2 separate regions of the Homo sapiens genome follow, and region 1 is linked to region 2. Evidence: chromatin loops called from intact Hi-C (ENCODE). Cell type or tissue: MCF 10A. All regions are shown on one strand. Each heading gives the region's core, and the rest is flanking DNA. Links, peaks and the distances in the headings are about the cores only. Region 1 overlaps SIPA1L2 (signal induced proliferation associated 1 like 2). Region 2 has its middle 250 kb from the start of DISC1-IT1.

Region 1 (8,397 bases), core at 59-8,058, 350 kb after region 2:
CTCCCCAGTAAAAATAAATAATTATCACCAACATTCTGCAAGCACTTTAAAAACCCAGACAGAAACCCCACAGGTAGTGGGGTGCCCCCAAGTGAGGAAGGGCTAGGGAAGGCCACCGACCAAAATTGAAGAATTTTAGAGCATGAAGGAGCTGTTCTCATGCTAACTGTCTTGGTAATAATTTTAAAGGGATAGAAAAGAAATGGAGAGCATTTGATATTTAAGCATAATTGTCTTTAAATAAGATGTTTTTCGACGTTTTCCATGAGACATCAGTGAGTCTTTAAGACCAATATTAGAGTTCTAATTGAGCCACTTATCAGGAATGCAGCTGTAGCAAATGGATTGAAAACCACAAAATGCACAAATTACGAGCCCCATTCAAGGGAAAAAATGGTTAAAATTATATAGCAGATTTATAATACAAGTATAACTATAGTAAAAAAAATGCTTATTTTTCATGCCAGTATCCCAACAGCTCTAATACTAATATGGATAATAGGACAGGGAATAAAAGGAAGAACAAACTGATCCCACTTTTACCCTCTCTCTGTGGCCAAGAAGACAATCAATGAGCTGAGGTGCTGCTCGCACTTGAGGTCTGATCACCTAAAATGCATTTACCAAAAACTAAGCCTGGTATTAAGTGAAATTATAACCAAATGGCTATAAAACAACCCATTAACTCACATTCCTATTACAGTAGAATACGAAAATCAAAGCTATAAGACAATTTGATAAGTAGCTACTATTAAATAATAATGGTAATAAATTGATATACAAGTTCAATAATATTTTTGCCTGGTAAGTTTTTGATAGATCTGAACATGAAAATAAGTTCTTAAACATTTATCTTGAATTAAACACTGGGGTGGTACCAGAGATAAATATTTTTGAACATGAGAACATAAAAACCAGCAGAATTCTCCTCTTTGGGGTTTTATAACATAGGGGTAACCTATGATCTGCGAAGGGGAATAAAATCTTTTCTTGCTGGAAAGTTCACACTGGTGTTAGGCCAACTAATTTTTAAAGTACTCCACGTGCTATTTGGAGGAATTTCTCAAGTGACATCCCAGAAAAGCTGATCTCCTTGATGTAGTTAAGAATTTTTTCATTGGAGTAAAGCAGGACCTCAATAAAGAAACCCTGAAGGATTTAGTCTCCACAAGAAACCCATATTATGAGTTTCCTTTATACTGATTTGTACTTCATAGTGAAGGAAAGGGCCCAATCAAAGGTTTGTTAAATGGAGCTCTTGGGTGACTCTGTAAGTAAAGCAGCTTGGTAAACTCCATCTGGGTGGGGTCCTGGTCTGTCACAGTCACTGCTTCTACTCCCAGTCATGCCTGACACTCGGTTGACAATCATCACTAACCTATATCCATCCATTTAAATTGAAATGACTGCAGACCAAAGTATCCCAAAGTCCTGAGTCGACACAGTATCATAACACATGCTTGGAGCACACTGATTCTCATTTGTCTCTTTTGGTCTGCTGGCTGGCTCCTCCTCCTCCTCAGGTTGTCTTTAAATGCTGATGTTTTTCAGGGTTTACCCTAGCCTGCCTTCTCTTTTAATTTTATACATTCCCTTGTGCCAACCTCATAGTCTCATATGCCATCTCTATGCTGATGACTCATAAATCCTTATCCACAAGTCCAAAGATGTCTCACAGTTGCAGGAAGATAGTCTAGGTCCTCCTGCCTACCCCTCCCTGCACCCAAATCTGTTCCTCCTCTGCCCAGCTCAGGGAAAGGCACCACCAACCACTCAGGTGCCCAACCCAAACACCCAGTGCTCATCCTGCCTTCCCTTCACAGCCCACATTCAATCCTGCCCATTTTACCTTCCAAATACTCCTCAAATCCATGTCAATTTCTTCATCTTGACTGCCACGACCAGAGTTAGAACCACTATCATAGTTCTCCTAGATTATAATGAAACCCTTCAACAGTTCCTTATTTCCCTCTGAATAAAGCTGCTTGCTTTAAGGCAGCACAAGCCACTCATGATTTGGTCCATGAGTTCCAGCCCCTTGTGCAGCTGCTGGATTTCCACCCTCCATGCTCCCATGTGTTGACCTTCATGTTCTTATCCTTTGTACATGCACTACCTCTGCCCACATCTCTTCAAGATGTATTTATTTCCTGCCTTACTAAGAGGTGTTATCCATCACACCTCAGTTCACGTATCATGTTTTTAAAAAGCCTTCTCAAACCTTAAGGTTGGGTCTAAGTGGCCCCCATAGCATTGTGCCTTTTTTTTTTTTTTACTCTAAGTTACACCAGACTATTCTATACCAGTTTATTGTTTGCTGCTATCCTCTTCTAAACTCTAAGCATGGGGAAGACATAGACATGTCCTGGCATATGGACCCTCGGCAAATATCCAGCTCTACTATATGCTGCTGAGATGATGGTAAAGCCATCTGTAATCTCTGAGCCTCAGTTTCCTATCTGTAAAGTGGGAATAATTTTATCTATTTCAAAGGATTATTCTAAAGATTCAATGGGATCTAAAGCCGTGAAATAGCTGAAAATGTAATATATGAGTGTATATTTATTGACAAACATACTGATTTGAAATTAAGCAAATGAATGAAACCCATAACTATTCCAAAGGAACCCAGTAAAGGAAATAGTCAGGTTTACAAAGTATAGGATGACTGCTCACTGATTTACACACAAAGAATAAGAGAACACAAACCAGTAACTGACTGCAGTGTTTAAGCTGATTCTCCAAGAGGCAAAGAAAAGCTTTTAGAAGCTGAGTGAGTTGCCCAAAACAATCTCCAGGGAAGCACTATTCTCTTCCCAACTACAACTTACATTTGAAATTATTTGAGAGACTTTATACTGTATTAGAATATGGCTTTTGTAAAGTTTTAAACTTCCTGTATGTCAATAAGGAACAAGAACCAATTTCTGGTAGTAAACTGCTACCCTGCCCATCATTCTGTAAGTCAAAAATAGAATAAACAAAGGGCTGTTTTGTTAAATAGATAATTTTGATCATGGAGTTTTTTGAAGGAGACAGAAGAACAGCTGTGAGTATTGACTGCTTCCCATTAAATCTTTTTAAATCAGAAAGAGATAAAAAGAGATAGCCCTCACCTCCTTCTCTCAGGAGGTTATTAGTTAATACATCTTTTCAGCAATGTGACCCCTGAATTACAGATGGCACAGCAGGAAATCAGTCATTCCAATTAATAATTTAAGCAGAGGCATTTATGTCTGAGGAAAACACAGCAAAAGGAGAAAAGAATTTCTACTTAATGTCAACCAATATAGACTGTACTTATTAATTTCATTTAGAAATCATAAAAAATAATCTGTCCTATTCTTTAAATGAATGTTTAGTGACAGTGGGTAGCAAAGAAGAGAACATGAGCATTTTATAAGAAAACTGGCAGGCTGGAGCTTTAAAAAAAATACAATCCTTCCGGAAAACATTCTGTTCTCACTAATATTATTTTCCATTGAATCCACAGTGAAAACTCTTGCAAAGTATCTGTATTATGGTGTTCAACAAAACTAACATCAATCAATATTGTTAAAAATTGAACTAAACTGTGCAAAGCGTGTCCCATCACTGTATTCTTTATTAAAATGCAACAAATAAACACAAAGCCTTCAAATCTGAAGATGCTTCCTTTCAACTTGGCATAAAGGACATGAAAAGAAAATCCTGCCAATCCATACAACAGTCCAGTATTTGATTTTTTAAAAACAGTAATTTTAGCAGCAAATACACAACAAACTCCATTCACTACTCACACACACTGAAAGCCATCTTTGCACTGTTCCCATATTTACTTGAGTTATAAGATACTGAGTTTTGCTGAACAGTTTTATGTGGTTTATTGTCTGATATAAAAAAACCCTCTTGTTACTTCAGTAAATCAACGTATTCAGTTCTACCAGGGCACTGTACTGGATGCTGTGGGTGGGAAGAGTATGAAAGATGAATGAAAGAGCTTCCTAATCTTCAGGAAGCTTAGCTGGGTAAGACATGCACATGAATAATGAGTCATAGAAGAAATGAAGTTAAAACAATAGTATACCACTTCTGACCAAGCAAGTTACAAAAGTCCATGAGTGTGTCACACATGCATGTCACACACACAAACACACTCCCCATGCCGGTGAGGGTCTGGGGGATGCATGTCCCACATGCTACAGACAGATGCAAACTGGCAGCTCTCTTTGAACACCAATAAGGTAATATATATTAAGTCCTATAAAATGTTCAAATACTCTACATCTGAAAAATCTACCCAAGAAAATAAGAGACTTATAATAAGAAAATTAAAAACTTATATAGAAAAATATTCATCCAAAACTACAAGAATGAAAAATCAGAAACAGTCTTAACAGTCAGTGATCAGGGATAAACATAGTACATATATAAAATAAATAACTACACAATCCCAATTTTTTAAGAATATGCATCAACTTGAGGATTTATAATATAATATTATGTGTAAACAGCCATATACAGAAAGGTTTATATAAGGCATGAAACAAAGTATGTTAAAAATCTATATACATAAAAATACAGGAAAGAAACACCCCCATATTATGATAGTGGTTAGCTCTTACAAGTAGCCTTATGCATGCTTTCTGCTTTCTTCCTTGTATTTTTCTAATGTGTCCAAATTATGTAACTGTATATGTATGCTAACTTACATATATACAAATAAACTTTAAATTCAATAAATATAACATTTTTTTAAGATCCTTCATAAAACCAATGGATGTTTAAATTACACAGAACATATAATATTCTTCCTTGTATAAAAAGAGGACTGTTAGCTGCTGCTTCTCCCTTTTAAAGTCCCACACTAAGATAAAGAAGAAAATGGATATTAACATTGAATGAACAATACCTACTGTTGATTAATTTAACGTTTTTTTTTTATGGCAGGTATTTACAAAAATACTGCCCTTTATTCCTATGCAACAGAAATTTTTGTTAGAATAATAATAGCTTTTTTTTTTTTTTTTTTTGGAGACGGAGTCTTGCTCTGTCGCCCAGGCTGGAGTGCAGTGGCGCAATCTTGGCTCATGGCAACCTCCACCTCCCTGGTTCAAGCAATTCCTCTGCCTCAGCCTCCTGAGTAGCTGGGATTACAGGCACCCGCCACCAAGCCTGGCTATTTTTTTTTTTTTTTTTTTTTTTTTTGTATTTCTAGTAGAGACGGGGTTTCACCATGTTGTTCAGACTGGTCTGGAACTTCTGACCTCAGGCAATCTGCCCGCCTTGGCCTCCCAAAGTGCTGGGATTACAGGCATGAGTCAACACACCCGGCCAATAATATTTTATACTCAAATATATTTTCACAGGCCTTACACCCCACGAGACGCTTGGTGCACTGCAAGGCTGCTCATGTCGTAGACAGCACAAAAGATTAAGAATTAAGAGCTTTGCATCACATCTCTGGAGACATGACTGGGACCCTCAGCAGGCCACTTACTTCAGTTTCATCTGCACAATGGGGATCATGTCTGCTTAGCACACTTAGATAACTGTTGTGGGACCAGTGAGGAAGCACACATAAGTACTCCAGAAGATTTAACACCACAGATGCAAACTATGAGTCTAATCACCACCTGACACCTGAGCAAGCAGACGCCTGGATAGGCAGGGTGGAGCGATTTACTCCCGTGCATATGTCCAGTCCTTAGCTAGTGTTCTTTCCATCTCACTGAGGAATAACTTGTGCCCAATTAAAAACAGCTTTGAGGAGCCAAGAGAGGAAGGCAAATCAGGAAGTGGGATAGACCAAGCTGCTGGCAAAACTGCAACTGAGGAAATCAGTATTATCTACATAAAAGGTTGCCCTTAGGTTCTAGACCAATATTCCACTTCCTAACCTCTCTGAGAAGTGCCTAAGACTCTCCTAGTCCCTGTAGTGCCAATACTGAACGCCAGTTAAAGTGGACTGTGCTGCAGGAAAACACAGACCCGGCCTCCCCAGGCCTGTATCTGTCATCCTACCAGGGACCCTGGTGCTTGGCAGCATCTGAGTCTAACTCCTCAAAAAGCAGGCCAGATGGTGTGTACACCTCTCATGGGATCCCCTAACCCAGCGGTCCCCAACATTTTTGGCACCAGGAACCGTTTTCGTGGAAGACAATTTTTTCACACACTGGAGTGGGGTGGGTAGGGTGGGTGGCTTGGGATGAAGCTGTTCCACTTCAGATCATGAGACATTAGAGTGCTCAACCTAAATGTATGTGAAGCTCACAGTAGGGTTTGCACTCCTATGAGAATCTAATGCTGCAGTTGATCTGGCAGGAGGCGGAGCTCAGGCAGTAATGCTCGCCTGCTGCTCGCCTCCTTCTGTGCAGCCCGGTTCCTAACAGGCCATGGGCCCCTGCCGTAACCCACTGCTTGAGAGTTCTTCCAACTCCAGAATCTATATACCGTAGGCCTGTGACACATGCCCTGCCCTGAGTTGATAACCCTAAAATTAGACTTATTCTCCAAGGTGGGCCTAGGCAGCAAGTCACTCATCTGAGACTGTGCCCCCCTGACCGGTATCTGAGACAGGGAGGCCAGGGCTGTGGATTTTTACATCCTCTCACTGCAGATGTCCCTGCCCACATCAAGACTGTGCCCAAGGACTCTTCCCTCCCAGACTGAAGTGTCCTGCTAAGGGGTCAGTACAGTCCTCTTCTGAGGGGGCCTCCCCAAAGCTTCCCATACCGCCGTCTTCTTGGGGGCCTGACAGAATAAAGACAAAGTACCAGAGTGTCAGTCCAACTACTCAGGAACTGTCACCAAAATAAAGCAATTCCACACGGACAGACCAGCAGAATGATCTGGTGGGTGAAGAAAAATATTAAAAATACTGGCTCCACTGTGTCAAGTCTAAATTCTATGTCCCTCTGCTGCAATAAACTTGTCCTAAAATAAAACAAGAAACTTTGTGGTACAACTTCCAAGGTCACTAAATTAAAAAGCAGAAAAGAGGACAGGAGCAGAAAGGGCTCCATACTTTTTAATTGTCTGGTTTGACTCATAATTGTCCCAGCTTTGTTGGCCAGCTCATTGGATTCTTCAGAAAACAAAGTTTCCTGGAAACTCAAATCCAGGAGTAATGCTAGGATCAATCCTCAAGAAATGTTTTCCCATAATGTACTTCTTTAGGTTTTGCTTCCAGAGGGATACCATTTTAATTCACTAGGCACAGGGAGCAAATTCCAGGGCACTGAGGGGAAGACTCTTCTTTAAACATACTGGATTTGGAATGTTTCAAGTATGAACTGAGTGCTAAATATGAAAAGGAAACTTAAACCACTTTTAATTACAGATGCCCACTAATTAATTTGGCTTGATTATTTTTAAGAAGTTCATAACACTAAAGATCTTTACCTGAAGAAAAAAAGGAAAAAAGAATGACCACTTAATATGATATACAGCATTTTCTAAAATAACAAGAACACCAAAAACCCCATTTAATTCTTCTTCTTCTTCTTTTTTTTTTTTTTTTTTTTTTTTGAGACAGGGTCTCACTCTGTTGCCCAGGTGGGGGTGCAGAGGTGCAATCAATAGCTTACTGCAGCTCAAACTCCTGGACTCAAGCGATCCTCCCACTTCACTCTCCCAAGCAGCTGGTATTACAAGTATGTACCACCATGCCCAGATAATTTTTTAATTAAAAATCCCATTTTCTTATTAAAAATATGATCATGGGAAATTACTGCTTTCTTTGCATTTCCAAGTTAATGAATAAGAGTTGGATGCAGAAACTGTGGTTATCACAACTCTGAGACAAACAGAACACCCAACAGTGAAAACTGATCTCTTGTTAGCAAGTAAGCAAGTTTTATATATATATATATATATATATAATCAACTTTCTAAAAACCACAGGTAGACCCAAAGAACTTGTCTGAATATTTAATTATAAAATGTTAGTATTAACATAATTACATTTATTGAAGGATTTACTATTCCCCAAACCCTTGTAGGTTCATTCGATCCATAAAAAATCTCCGAAGAGACAAGAAAGAGACACTTCTCTCCATTAAACAGACAAGGAAAAAGTCTTAGGGCAGGAAAGTAAGCATTTGCCTGCAGTCAAATGACTGTGTTTCCAGAGAATCAGAACTAGAATCCAAGTTGCTTCATTTTTTTCTACTGTCGCAGGTTCTCAAATTTACACACAGCTTTTTAAAAATTAGAAATAAAAACAAAACACAAACATTACTGGCTTCATCTGTTCAAAAGAACCCAACCTAACCCAAATTTATTAACTTATAGACAAATTCATTAACTTCAAGCATCTCTCCTGCTCCTCCTTCCTGTAACGGGCAACTCTCCTCTTCATCCTTCTTAGAGCCAGACTAAGAGTAGAATTGGACAGGCCTAGGAAAAGGCAGCAGC
Region 2 (8,397 bases), core at 53-8,052:
CGTGGGGTTGTTTTAAAATAGAGTGCATTAATGTTTTAAAAAATAAAGTATAGTAAGGCCAACATATCACAAAATGGTTACCATTGAAAAAACAGTGTGTTATTCAGTTCCTGAGAGGCGGCGGGGGGGTACCATGCAGGGTGGGGGATGGAGATATATGGAAACAACAGGGTCAGTCAGGAGACAGAGGGAGGTGGGGAACTGTGGGGAAGAGCTTTTATTTTGATTTCCGCAGGAAGAAACTGGCAAGGTAAGGTAAGCAGGCTTAGGATTGGCTAGTTTGAATGATTTCAGTGGACTCTGGTGCATAAGGGCCGGCCTTACTTGTCTGGCATCTGGCCAAGGCACGAGGATAGTGCCCTAGAGTGTGAGAACCCTGTAGGGGAAGTGGTTGGGAGTATGAGCTCTGGATTGATTGCTTTGCATATGAAAGGTACACTCAGTCTCTCTCTCTCTCTCTCTCTCTCTCTCTGAATTGGTTAACCTGGGAGGGGCGGTCCCTCCAGAGTCAGCAAAGCCCAAAGTTGTTAAAGCATCAAAATACAGAAAATAATAAAACATTATTAAGGCCAGGCATGGTGGCTCATGCCTGTAATACCAGCACTTTGGGAGGCCAAGGTGGGTAGATCACCTGAGGTCAGGAGTTCAAGACCAGCCTGGCCAACATGGCGAAACCCCGTCTCTACTAAAAATACAAAAATTAGCTGGGTGTGGTCGCAGGTGCCTGTAATCCCAGCTACTTCAGAGGCTGACGCAGGAGAATTACTTGAACCCGGGAGGTGGAGGTTGCAGTGATCGTGCCATTGCATTCCAGTCTAGGGGACAAGAGTGAGGCTTTGTCTCAAAAAAAATCCACAAAAACAAAAAAAAAACCAAACGTGATTAATACAGGGAACTCCCCAACTTTTTTTTTTTTTTTTTTTTTTGAGATGGAGTCTTGCTCTGTCACCCAGGCTGGAATGCAGTGGTGAGATCTCGGCTCACTGCAACCTCAGCCTCCCGGATTCAAGTGATTCTCCTGCCTCAGCCTCCCGAATAGCTGGAAATACAGGTGCGCACCAACCACACCCAGCTAATTTTTGTATATTTTTAGTAGAGACGGGGTTTCACCATGTTGGCCAGGATGGTCTCTGTCTCCTGACCTGTGATCTGCCTGCCTCAGCCTCCCAAAGTCCTGGGATTACAGGCGTGAGCCACTGTGCCCGGCCAGGAACTCCCTAACTCTTATAATCTACTTGCTGCTCACACAAATTTGGAGACACAAGTATTGTTTTAATCTCAACAGATGAAAGGCCTCTATGGTCTTTTTGTTTCCAAGGCAGAATAGTTCCCTTGAATATTTAATAGCTTCTGATGGTCTTCTTCCAGCTGGTCCCACACGTGGCAGCCTCACGGAGGGGCTCCCTGAGGCAGGACCCTCATGCCTGCCTTTTCCCTGTGCATCCTCACCACAGCTTCCCTCTTGCAAGTTGATGGTGACTGTCTATGAGCAACTTTAAAAAAAAAAAAAAAAAAAAGGCCTTTGACACGAGCCAAATCACTTTGTTTAACTGAGAAGGTTGACTAGACCTTTCCAGTCTTAACAATTGTTATTTGGGGTCCTGAAGTCCTCAATTTTTCCACCTTTGAGGTCTTTTATTTGTGGACTTTCTCATTTTTTCTATCTCCTCTAAAAAGAAAAAACAGTCAGTTGTTGTCAGAGGTCATCTCTCTTGTGTGATCTGAGAGACCACAGTGAATACCACCTTATCAACTAAGATGGATGCCATGGTTTAGAAGACAAAAGTTACCTGCAGGTCAAGGGTTCAGGGCCCGGCTGGTATGGCGTATTTCTAAATTTCTATGACTACAAGAAAAACCACACTCTCAATACATTCCCTAACAACAGGAGTTATCAGATCCCTCCTAACCCAGCTTTACAACCCAGGCCACTACAACTCTTGGCAGGGGACTGGCCTTACAAACACTCTTTTCTGATAAGCACCTGCAGACTTCATGCCTGTTTCAGCAGCTTATAGAGGCTGCACAGTCTTTGTGTCCTACAGTTCAACTCTTGATGTAAAGGAGCCAAATTCCACTTCATTTTAATGCTAAAACCCTGCCCCAAAGTGAACATGGGATGTATATTACATTTATGTTTACCTATTGTGCATCAGCTTGGCTCCGCTCATAAATATATATAGCTTTTCCCCCAAACCTGCTGAATATGTATGACGGTATTGTGTAATACAGACCCTGTGAGGCATAAAAACCAACCTGCCCCTCCCCTCCTAAAAGAGAGAGCACCTCCAGTTCATACCAGAGATTCTGTCTTCCCAGCTTGTGAACTGATATGGCCGATAAAGCTCCTCTTTCTACTATTAAGCCATCCTGGTGGTCTTTTGGATGACATTTGTATTACCTTATTAAAGGCATCTGTAGATTTAGTTGATCACTTTAGCTCCTACCACCACTTTTCCTGGAGCTATGGGCTTAGGAGGCCTTGAGGGGGTCTCCCTTCTAAGACATTCAAGGTAACAGGTTTGCCACTTATTTGCCATGACTTAACAGGGCTTTCTAGCCATCCAGCCTGCTCGATCTATTTCCCCACACACCTGTCACCCAACCACTAAGCTACTGTCACATATTTAAGTGTTTTTTATGGCAGCACCTCACTTTAAGCCATCAATTTTTGAAAACCTCTGACGGCAGTGCTCGCAGCTGACATAACAGATAAACCTCCACTTTCAGTGGTTTAACACAAAAGAATTTTATTTCTTGTTCATGAAGAACAAATTGGTAATAGAGTGGTGAGGGGGGCTTGCTCTATTCAAACTTTTTCTATCATGGCTTCGTAGGGCCTTGCGGTCCTCTTCTGGGTCCTCTGCCACTGATCAACCAACAGAGAAGGAGGCGCAGAGGGTCCCATGCCTGGCATGTATGGGCAGGCCTAGAGTGGTGGGCTTCACTTCTACTCACATCCCTTTGGCCAAAACTCAGTTGCCTGGCCACATCTCTCTTAAAGCAAACCTGTGAAATGTAGTAGCTGAAAGCCCATTGAGGGACCCAGCAGCCCTGAGTCCCAAAGAGCAATGCATGCAGAGTGGATTCATTCTTCCCTCAAATCTTCACCAACATCAAGTACCATTTAAAATAAAATCTTTGATGCGTTAAAGTGGTATTTCATATGTTTCTATTTGCATTTTCTTTGATTTCTTTATGAGCTTCAACATGTTTTCATCCATTTACTGGTCAGTTTTATGTCTTCATTTATGAGTTACTTGTTTCTGTTTTGTATTCCTTTTTCCACTACGGAATTCTTATTTTATTAATCTATTTATAGGCAGGTTTTGTATATTAAAGATATTAAACTTTGCCTCTAGGAATAAGATTTTCTTTCAGTTCGCTATTTTTTTTTTTCACAGAAACATTTAATTCTCTTGGAATTTATATTGGTACGTGATATAAAGTAGGGAATCTAATTTTTCCCCAAATGCTTAGGCTTTCTCTCCCAAATCTTAGCATCATTTATTGAAAAATTCATTTTGCCCTCAAAAGACTAATTGCTAAATATATGGCTTTCATCACCGAGGACCAAGTGATACAAGCAAACTGATGCAGTCAGCTACCCATGCTGAAATTCTGCCTGAAAACATTCCCTGAAAGCCCTGGTTGACACTGTCATTTTAGATTTCAAAAAATAAGATATTACTGGACAGCACCTGCAATTCTGTTGAGAAGTGATGTCCATGCCCAGATAACCAACCTGGAGCTGCTTAAAGGGGGAGCCCCAGGATACACCCATCATCCACAATCTCTGCTGTGATCCATACTCCAGGCATCATTTCTCAAGCTTGACGCCATCTGCTATGAGTCTCTCAGCTACTGACCAATAGCCCATTTGCTCTTGTACTGCCAGTTTTGGTTTGTTGCTTACTGTTGACTTTCTCATCAAAACCTTCGCTCCCCTTGGTAAGAATTGTATTTTCCCCCCGATTTGTGAATCTTGTTGATTTAGCTTGTCCCCAAGATGTTCCCACTTTGGCCAGATGGCTCTCTTACTCAGTTCTTCCTTCTCCCCTAAAAGGAAGTCGATGACATTTTTTCCACTACTTTCTTCATTTACCCTACTATCAGAACTTCTATGTCATAGGAACAGAGAATGTTAGAGCTTTAAGAGATCTTGGAGACTATAAATTCCTGCCCCTCATTTAGCAGATGGGGAAACTAAGATGACTTAGTTCAGAGCTACAGATGTAATTATTGGTAGAGCCACAATTCATACCTAGACTCTTACCTCTTAGTTCAGCGTTCTTTCTGAATCCCTATCATAATCCATATCCTGAATTGTCTCTTTGGTACAGGAACCTAGCTGAACCAGCAGGAGATGCTGTGTAAACATCTGAGTGCCACTCTTATGACCAAATACTCCTACTTAATGAGAATTGCTCATATAAAGAAGGCAATATGCATTAGAATATAATCAATACATGTATCTAAAAAGGGAAACTACAGTGGCAATACTAGGATTCTCCTCCATGATTACATTATAGATCTTTTAGATCAAGGAGAGACAGTTGGGAAGAAAGGATCAAAATTCAATGCTTATGAAATATAAATGAGATGATTTATAAATTCATTACATGCCATACATGTTGAATATCATTAACATTTTACTTTATCATACAAATAAATGCACCAGCTCAACAATTTATGAACAGAAATCCAATTAGCTTTTCTACCCTCTTACTCGGAACATTATATTAGAAGCCCTTGGGGAATCTTCGTAGATGTGCAAATGAGAAGGTGAAAATTTTTCTTTCTGCTCTGAGGAGCATGTAATCCCAGGCATGTTTCCAGTGGTGGTTTAAGAGAGTCAGCTGGAGGGGGCCATTGGTAAGTGTCATCTGGTGTCACTGCAGACAGCGGTGCAGAGCAAGCTGACATCATAGTACATGCATGTGAGTCCAGGGAGCTACATGTCTCTTTGCTTGAGTGTGTCTCTGACACTCCCATTTTTGGTGTAATGTCGAGCTTCTTTGCTTATAAATATTGTGAATAGGCTGGGCACAGTGGTTCACGCCTGTAATCCAAGCACTTTGGGAGGCCGAAGCTGGCGGATCACAAGGTCAGCAGTTCGAGACCAGCCTGGCCAATGGGGTGAAACCCCGTCTCTACCAAAAATAAAAAAATTAGCCTGGCATGGTGGCGGGCACCTGTAGTCCCAGCTAGTTGGGAGGCTGAGGCAGGAGAATCACTTGAACCCTGGAGGCGGAGGTTGCAGTGAGCCGAGATCATGCCAGTGCACTCCAGCCTGGGTGACAGAGTGAGACTCTGTCTCAGAAAAAAAAAAAAAAAAATTGTGAATATATTTTCTGAATCGTGGTCAGGGTATATTATACAAAAGCTTCCTTGGTTTCATACCATTGGCCACTATTAAGATGTAGGGTTTTAGAAGTCGTGATGACCAGCATGGAGGGCATATGTAAGTAGGTGAGAAAGAGTCAGAAGACATTCGCGACAATGGCCAACATCGTTGAGGGTGGTTTTTCATAGAAGCCCACAAGAAATAACATGCAGGGGAAGTAATTTAACTTAGTAGGAAGAAAATATCTCTCAAGGGCCCAGAGACTAGGTCCAGAGAAAAGCTGAAGAGTGTTGCCAGGATATTAGCATTAAGTCAAAAGAGAAACAAAAAAGGAACTATCTAAGAATGGAACCAGCGATTTCTCTCTTTTCCTCTGCTGACTTCGTGATTGTCACATAGTATTTTCTCTAAATTAAACATCTGAGTTCTATGTTAAAAGCGTTCCTAAAACACTTTCTTATATGGTAGTTATAGCCGGTCCAGAAATTACAGATGTAATTTTCTCACATTTTTAAGACTAGAAGTTCTTGGACTTGCTCATAAAGACAGCATCAGAATATAGTAACGATCAATGACCTACAGATACAGTCAGCCCAGATAATAAATAACCAGGCTAAAAGAGTCTGAAAGCTGCTGCTCAGGAAGCTGGGCAGGAAATTGCAGTCGGAGGTTACAGTCCTCCCTTTTTTCAACCAAGCTGAACCAGCAACATTTCCACGTGAAACAGGTCTGCTCAAGTCTCCCTGGTCCCAGACAATATCAGAAGCAAAATAAGAAACACAATTTGTAGAGAAGGAAATGTAACAAAAAGATTCAGTTTCCAGAAGGTGCTATTTCTTTGGAAGGTGCTACCATGGGGAGCAATATAGCTATGTTGGCATGACATGGGCCCATGGGGAGCATCCTGCCTATGGAAGGTTGATGGGCTAAGTACACTGGCCTCAGTAGGACTTGGGTTGTTCATGGCTCCAGGTTGCAACAGGAATAAAAAATGCTGGATTTAGTATATGTGGCTATTACATATGCATAAGTAATATTACATATTACTCGTGCGTATAAAGTACACAATTTGCATGATCAAGTAAACTTTATCAAAGATAACAGATAGACTAAAGATTCAAAATTCAGAGATGATTAATCATTTCATAAAGAGCTCTCATTTTTCAATAGGTGTCATTACAGGCTTTCTTTAAATAGCAGTATCCCTTTGTGCATTTAAAAATGGTATCCGTGTATATTTATTTATTTATTTATTTATTAACATTTACATTTATCTTTTTTTTTTTTTTTTTTTTTTTTTTTTTTTTTTTTTTTTTTTTTACTTTTAGAGACAGGGTCTCACTCTGTTACTCAGGCTGAAGTATATTGGTGCAATCATAGCTCACTGCAGCCTCAAACTCCTGGGCTCAAGCAATCCTACCACCTCAGCCTCCCGAGTAGCTAGGACTACAGACATGTGCCACCACACCTGGCTGATTTTTTCACATTTTTTGTAGAGACAAGGTCTTGCTATGTTGCCCAAGCTGGTCTGGTGTAACTCCTGAACCTCAAGAGATCCTCCTGCCTCAGCCTCCCAAAGTGCTGGGATTACAGGCATGAGCCACTATGCTTGGCCACATTTATATTTATCAACAACCTTTCAAGAGTACATCTATTACATATAATAATTTTCATCAGTAAATAACCTCCAGTGTGTATATAGTTTTACATGCACACCCAATTATGTTTTAGCAAAATTAATTCCATAATGTATAACCAAATAAATGTATTACCTCACCCAGTAATTTTTAGTGATAATATGTAGGGATTTATACAAATGAGATTATCTCACTGCCACCTCCTCCCCTTGTAAGATCAGTAATGAGATCATTGCAATATACAGTAGGATTTAATAGAGATATTAAGTCAGACTTCTTTGTGTTCCTAATATATGTACATGTGGCCCTTGGCTAGAATGCCACAACCCTTGCCCTGGGTCGAGCCCTAAGTAATGCTATCATCTGGGTAGGATCAACCCAACTCATAAGCAACTGTCTCTAATGTGACTTAAGAGCTTATCAACAGGCTCACAGTTCCTAAACCATCTCCGTTACCTTGCCATAGACTCTGAACTACCACCATGAATTATTTCTCTAGATTAAGACTTTATCACGTCAGAGCCTTGCTAACACTGGCACATTACCCCATTCACTGTTTAGCATAATTCAGTTTGCATTCCATAGCAAGCTTGGCCCTAAGAGGGTAAGATGGGAGAAAGGCTCATCCCAGAGTGCTGGGCAGGGATATGAAGGGGAGACCTGAGGAAGGGAAAGGTGTGGGAGGGAATGGTTGGATAAAGCAGAACAACACATGCGCTTGCGTAAAGAGGAGAAAAGCGGGAACCAAAAGGAGGCAGGAAACAGAAGCTATGCAAATCCCTGACTTGGAACAGGTCCAGGTCCTCGGCAGTGGCTGTCAATGGTGGGTATACCTTTAATGGCATGGATGCAGAAACTGTTACGGGATCCTTCTGATCACACTGTTCTGTGAATTGTTCAGATAGAGATACACTTAAAATGCAAACAGATATAGTTACCAGCATTTGTCTTCACTAGTTTGGTCTTTTTGGCAGGGGAAGGGGAGATGAAGCCACTTTTAAAAAGTGGCTTTTAAAAAGTTGATTCAAATAAATACAATGATTGTTTAGCCTTTTCAGCATTGACACGACCCTCACTGCGTGTGTCCTGATCTTCCCCAGTAATTGATATCAAACTGAACAAGTGGGATCACTATTTCTTTTGACCCCCTCCTTTTCTCTCCTTTTAATGTTTCCACCAAAAATACTGGGCATCTTCTTTCAGAACCATCTCTAACTTTATTTATTTAAAATAACAATAATAGCTCCATGATGCCGTTTTCAGACACTATTCTAAATGTACAGTAGATCCTAATCAATTCCTCATATCCCCCAAGGGGCATGTCTACACCTGTTCAGGGTGGCACTTAGATGTTCCGAGGGGTCGTGCTTCTGCTTGTGCCAGGAGTTATTTTCAGAAGGTTTCTATCGCTTC

Evidence for each region. Hi-C counts contacts between places; a loop is a spot of excess contacts. Peaks named below come from ENCODE experiments on the same cell type or tissue, not always from the same donor. Only the 100,000 strongest peaks of a DNase experiment are listed, where the experiment ranks them.
Region 1: it touches region 2 in a loop (3-fold over the local background); 2 of 110 quality-filtered maps call a loop at or near these places.

What each region holds. Positions count from the first base shown.
Region 1 is chr1:232,520,241-232,528,637 of GRCh38, forward strand. All of the region lies in intron 2 of SIPA1L2 (signal induced proliferation associated 1 like 2), which reads right to left. Among named protein-coding and RNA genes, the nearest start is that of SIPA1L2, 110 kb to the right of the region's middle. In MCF 10A, for the core only: no CTCF peak of the experiment used is centred there; a DNase peak (open chromatin) is centred at 4,001.
Region 2 is chr1:232,166,754-232,175,150 of GRCh38, forward strand. No RefSeq gene overlaps it. Among named protein-coding and RNA genes, the nearest start is that of DISC1-IT1, 250 kb to the left of the region's middle. RefSeq lists an enhancer at 117-692. In MCF 10A, for the core only: a CTCF peak has its summit at 4,371; no DNase peak of the experiment used is centred there.